Linked DNA regions of Homo sapiens: region 2 is linked to region 1. The links are chromatin loops, found by intact Hi-C in ENCODE. Cell type or tissue: GM12878. All regions are shown on one strand. Each heading gives the region's core, and the rest is flanking DNA. Links, peaks and the distances in the headings are about the cores only.

Region 1 (2,913 bases), core at 235-2,734:
TCAAACAGACTCCCATTTTCTGAGTGCACCAAGGTGCTCTTTATACATATGGTGTCATTTAATCCTCACAAGAACCCCATGAATAAGTAATATTATTATTATTATTATTATTATTATTATTATTATTATTTTGAGACAAAGTCTCTGCTGCCCAGGCTGGAGTGCAGTGGACAAGAAACCCACGGATAAGTATTATTATTATTATTATTATTATTATTATTATTATTATTATTTTGAGACGAAGTCTCACTCTGCTGCCCAGGCTGGAGTGCAGTGGCGCAATCTTGGCTCACTGCAACCTCCCCCTCCCAGGTTCAAGCGATTCTCCTGCCCCAGCCTCCCCAGTAGCTGGGATTATAGGCGCCTGCCACCACGCCCAGCTAATTTTTGTATTTTTAGTAGAGACAGGGTTTCACCATGTTGGTCAGGCTGGTCTTGAACTCCTGACCTCAGGTGATCCACCCGCCTTGGCCTGCCAAAGTGCTAGGATTACAGGTGTGAGCCACCGTGCCCAGCCATGGATAAGTATTATTATCCCTACTGTAGAGGTTAAGAAACTGAGGCACAAAAGGCTGCATTGGTTGCTTAAAGCCTTATCCACACAAGAGGTAAAGCCAGGATTGAAATCCAAGTCTTTCCAAACCCTAAATCCTGTTTTTTATTTACTGGCTGCAATCTATTCACCATTCCCACCGAGATTTGATCTATACATAACCTTTCAAAATGGAAGGAACAGATTGGTTAGCACAAAAGTCTGGAGAACAAAGAAGGTTTATGGAATATAAATTTTCTTCTTTTCTTGTGATGTGCTGAAAATTTGAAAGAAAGTTCTAACAGATGGAAAAGCATTATGAAATAATACAAAAATAAAAGCTTTAAAATGCCAGAGATAATACTTTTTAAAAGTTCTAGGTGGGAAAACTGAGTATATATCCTAACAAGAACAGAAAATTAATTTTAAATACTAAAAAAGATAACTATGTAATGAAAGATACCTAAAAGAAAAAAATCAGATCACAGCATATCAGTAAGTAATTCCTAATCTTTTGCTTTCAACCTGACTGGCTGGGATGGTGCAGCAGAAAACCTTTACCTGCAGTTCTACCAACACAGTCAGACTTTGCTCCTGACTTCTTGGCAAATATTTGTCAGCAGAGGCGGTATCTAACCCTACGTGGTTCATAAGTGAATTCTGTGTCACTCATGAACACCTAGACGTCTTACAATTTTGCAAAGCATTTTACAGAAAGGACATGTTTTTAACATATCAAAGCAAAATAAGGAGTAGCTCACAGGAAGAGCCTTGGCCCTTGAACCTCAGAGCCTGGGAAGATGGCTGGAGGCTCCGGTGACCCTTCCCTCTTCCCACAGTATGGGGTAGCCCTTGTAAGCAGGAGGCAGGATGGCCTGCGGGAAGCAGTCAGCGCAACACACGCCTGCAATGAAGAAGAAGTCCACCAGGGGGAGCAATGACATGATCAAGGCAAAGAGCCTGGGTCTCAATTACAGAGAAAATCTCATGGCTGCAACTGGAAGGAAAGGAAAAACTTATTTTATTTTTGCAGGCCTTGCTGCTTCTTCCTTGTTTTTCTTTTTTTTTTTTCCACCAAGTTTCTATTAGCGGACTCAGTTTCTGTGTGTAGGGCTCCAAGACTAGACGTCTGCAGGGCTGTGTGAACTAATCCCTGTGGCATGGAAAGGGACCAGGCTCCTCTCTTTGGTTTGACTCTAAGGTCCAGTTGGAGCACTCTCATGCCTGTGGACACTGTCCCCACTCCTATAAAGTCGGGAAGTTCTGACGGTCATTCTAAGCGAGGCTTTTCCAAAACATGTCAAGCCAGAGAAAGGTTCCTGGGATAAAGAGAGAGGCTCATGAGGAGACAACACTTCATAAATCTTCAGGGACGCATGGAGTCTTCAGGGGTTTGAGAGAGTCTCAGGTGACAGCGGGATTTTCCTAGCGTAGTAAAGGATTCACTTCAATAAAAGGAAAACTTTCTAATAATCAGAGGCTTTTGTGAAATCATTCCTTGCTAGGGCTGTGCGTGAGGACCTCTTCGGGAGTTTTTCCCCTGCAAAATACAAATAACTTTGGCTCTGCCTTTACAAGTTTAGCTCTGTATTTTGCAGTGGGACCTGAATACACATATTGTGAGAACGCTCCCCAGCAGATTTTGGTGCCTATCGTGATTAAGAACAATTTTTTATTAACCCATGTATGCCTAGTGTTCCATTATTGGAACGCTAAGCATGTGGGAGTTATTTACATCCTACTGCTCAAGGTCATTGCCAAGGTCTGATTGCAAAAATTTAAAAAAATTGCTACCTCAGGCATAAATGGAATAGCTTCCCACTGTCTACAGAAGAAAGTTCCAACTCCGAAGCCCAGCATTTAAAGTTCGGGATTTGACCCCCGTTTGCTTTCAAGTCTTATTCTCCCACATTATTCTTAATTTACACTATATTTTAATCAGATTCCTGTACACACTTATTCCTCCTTCTAACATGGGGCAATAATGCTTTCCTAACAATGTTGCCTCGAGGATTAGAAATAGGGTGCACTAATATCTAGTGGGCTGTCTGGGGTTTAATACGCACATTAATACTAGGTTCTCAATAAATATTCATCAAAGTGAATGAACAAAAAACAGAGAAATCTGCTGTAAAAATGAATGAGTGCACCTTTTTTTTTTTTTTTTTTTTTTTTTTTTTGGGATGGAGTCTCGCTCTGTCGCCCAGGCTAGAGTGCAGTGGCGCAATCTCGGCTCACTGCAAGCTCCACCTCCCAGGTTCAGGCCATTATCCTGCCTCAGCCTCCCAAGTAGTTGGGACTACAGGCACCCGCCACCACGCCCGGCTAATTTTTTGTATTTTGTTTAGTAGAGACAGGGTTTCACCATGTTAGCCAGGATG
Region 2 (2,913 bases), core at 174-2,673, 190 kb after region 1:
AAGGAATAGGAAAGAAAGACAAAGATGCTTGAATAAAGTATTCTCCAAATACATTTGAACAATTCATCATCTTATGAGACCCAAAATATTATCACTGATATCCTTTGCCCAGGTGAAAAGAGGAGACAAAAGCCAGAGGTTATGGATCTTAACAAATATTTCCTGTTCCCTCCCTTTAGTTTCTGGGAAAACTCTTTATCTCGCAGCACGAATGAAGAATATAACTACAAACATTTCAGGGTCTCTCAGGCCTTGGATCTCTGCTCTACAAGCAAACAAGAACAGCCTTTTGAGTTGGGAAATGCATGAGCAAAGAAAACAAGGTGGCCTCAATCCTGTTATCTGCCAAAACAAAATAAAGACACTGCGCCATTTGGTTTTTATATTTATGTGGTTTTCTGGAATCGTTTCTCCATTTTTACTTTTGTGTCCCATGCAGCTGTTAGAGAGCTGCTTCTATGGACTGTTGGGAGAGCACGCAACACATTTTCAAGAGTAACCCATGTTAACCCCGCACTGCTGAAGTTGGCTCCACACTCGGGGGTTATATCAACATTTCCTCCTTCAAGCAGATCTTCCACACAGGAACTCCTCCCTCCACCTGCTAAGAGGTGACCACACCACAATCCCCGGGCCAGGCTGGCAAGGCTGCAGGGGTGAGTGTGGCCAGGCCCAGGTTGCTCAGGTGCCCACCCTCCTTCCTCAGCCCTGCCGGGCATTCTCCACCAATCGGCACTTTCTGGTTTCTTCCCCACTGTGGTAAAAATAACTTCCTCTTGAAGTATCTAAATCTGTATGTGATTTTACACACTTTTTTTTTTTTTGGCACGTTGTCGGATGAATTCTGACACTAAAGCAGAATGAAATTGCAAGAGATCTGCAATCACATTTCTGTAAAGCTCTGACCAGATGAGTCAGTTCCACTGTTTTCTCAAAGACTGAGAAAATACTTTCAGGCAAGACACTGCATTCTAAGCACCACAGCAGTTCCTTCTCCCCTAAGCTTCTTAGGAACTTGGCAGTGTGGTAGATGGAGGGAGGCGGAGCAGAAGGCAGGGTGCTGTTTGTTGTGATCTGCCCATGGCTTACTGGCTGTGTTCTGAGCAGAGAGGGCGTCTCAGGGGACCCATCAACCCACATCGACGTGGCTCCCAGAACTTGGCCGCACGTGCTTGGAGGAGCTGAAGCAGGGTTCCAGCCAGCCCGCTGGGGGCCTTGAAGTAAGGCTCTGTTGCACTCCTGCTAACACCCTCAGAAAAGCGGTGGGAGGAGCAGTCATTCTCAAATACCACAGCTTCGAAGAGGATCCCTTCTGACAGTAACATACCACTGCACAAAGCAGGCTCACTGAGGGAACTGGAAAACTGTTCAGTTCTGTGGCTTTTACGGGCCATGTAGACAGAGGAAGGGGGCTAAGATGTGTAAGGGAATCAAAACCATTTCATTTCTCTTTGTGCTTACTGGCCAGCCGTGTCTCCTCTTCTGTGACTGCTCCTGTACTCTGCCCATTTATCTCGTGAGTTGGTTTATCTTTTTCTCATTGATAAACTGAACTTTTAAAGACCTGCATATTAGTTCTATTTCCTGGGGAGATGTTTGTGGTTTTTTTTTGTTTTGTTTTGTTTTGTTTTGTTTTGTTTTGCTATGGTTATGGGGTGTTACTGTTGAGCTTTCACTTTAATATAGTTTTTTTTTTCTTTGTGGTTTTTACTTTCTGTGTCTTCAAATGACTTCTGATGAGAAAGTACTGGTAAACAGACCTATTTGTCTGGACAAGATTTATGTGTGTAGCAGAGCAGGGTAGACATAATAGTCATTTTAGTATCTTCAATTATTTGAAGACTATAAAGTCCAATAGACAAGCCTATATAGCTTCCAGAAGAACAGCAAAAAATGGATGGAGGCTAGAAAGGAGTAGCTCACCACACTGTGAAGAACCCTCTTACCCACTGGAGCTGCCCACAGTGAAATGGGATGGTCAGTAGCAGGCAACCGGGAGGAGGCTGTGCAAATCCTCATCAACAACACAGCTTTCACCTATCACATAGTGAGACTCTAAACTCTGGAAACCCATGTCTTACTCTGCTTCTTCTCTCTTAGGACTTCCTGGGGACATTCTGCTTCCCCTAATTTCTAGAGCAAGTTCTGGCGGAGGTGGAGGAAACGCACTGCTGATTTTAATTTTAGAAAAAATTTAACTATGATTAAGACTCAGAAAATGACAACGATGGCCTAAAATGTTTTTGTGTATTCTACTTGCCTTGGTCACTTGACTTCTGCAATTTTTAAAATAAGTGTTTGGGTCCAAAGAAAATAGCCTTATATTTGTTTCAGTTGCTACAATTATATGACCTCTTGTCTCTTTCAGCACATGATTTGAAGAACAGCAGAGATCTTAGAACGATCTACTTCAGTGATTCTCAAGAGAAAAGAAACACTCTCCCCTGGGAGTGCACAGAAAAATTACCTCAGGGACTTTTTTTTTTTTTTTTTTTTTTTTGAGACAGAGTCTCGCTCTGTCGCCCAGGCTGGAGTACAGTGGTGCGATCTTGTCTCACTGCAAGCTCCACCTCCCGGGTTCACACCATTCTCCTGCCTCAGCCTCCCGAGTAGCTGGGGCTACAAGCGCCCACCACCATGCCCGGCTAATTTTTTGTATTTTTAGTACAGACGGGGTTTCACCGTGTTAGCCAGGACGGTCTCGATCTCCTCACCTTGTGATCCGTCCGCCTCGGCCTCCCAGGGAGCTGGGATTACAGGCGTGAACCACCGCGTACGCCGCATTCTTTTATTTTTTTATTTTTATTTATTTATTTATTTTGGGATGGAGTCTCGCTCTGTCGCCCGGGCTGGAGTGCAGTGGTGCGATCTCGGCTCACTGCAAGCTCCGCCTCCTGGGTTCATGACATTCTC

What was found. A loop is a pair of places that touch in the nucleus more often than their neighbours do. Peaks named below come from ENCODE experiments on the same cell type or tissue, not always from the same donor. Only the 100,000 strongest peaks of a DNase experiment are listed, where the experiment ranks them.
Region 2: a loop joins it to region 1, with 4 times the contacts of the local background. A loop is called at or near these places in 7 of 110 quality-filtered maps.

Annotation. Positions count from the first base shown.
Region 1 is chr6:148,946,613-148,949,525 of GRCh38, reverse strand. The region is part of intron 3 of UST (uronyl 2-sulfotransferase); the gene reads right to left. Among named protein-coding and RNA genes, the nearest start is that of UST-AS1, 17 kb to the left of the region's middle. In GM12878, for the core only: a CTCF peak has its summit at 1,453 (motif pointing right); a DNase peak (open chromatin) is centred at 1,435.
Region 2 is chr6:148,759,435-148,762,347 of GRCh38, reverse strand. All of the region lies in intron 1 of UST (uronyl 2-sulfotransferase), which reads right to left. It overlaps LOC107986659 (a long non-coding RNA gene), which reads left to right. Exons shown (of 2, transcript XR_001744408.2): 1 at 1-1,516; 2 at 2,369-2,913. Among named protein-coding and RNA genes, the nearest start is that of UST, 14 kb to the right of the region's middle. RefSeq lists enhancers at 487-626, 880-1,630. In GM12878, for the core only: no CTCF peak of the experiment used is centred there; DNase peaks (open chromatin) are centred at 1,167 and 2,387; H3K4me3 peaks cover 2,167 bases; H3K27ac peaks cover 2,175 bases.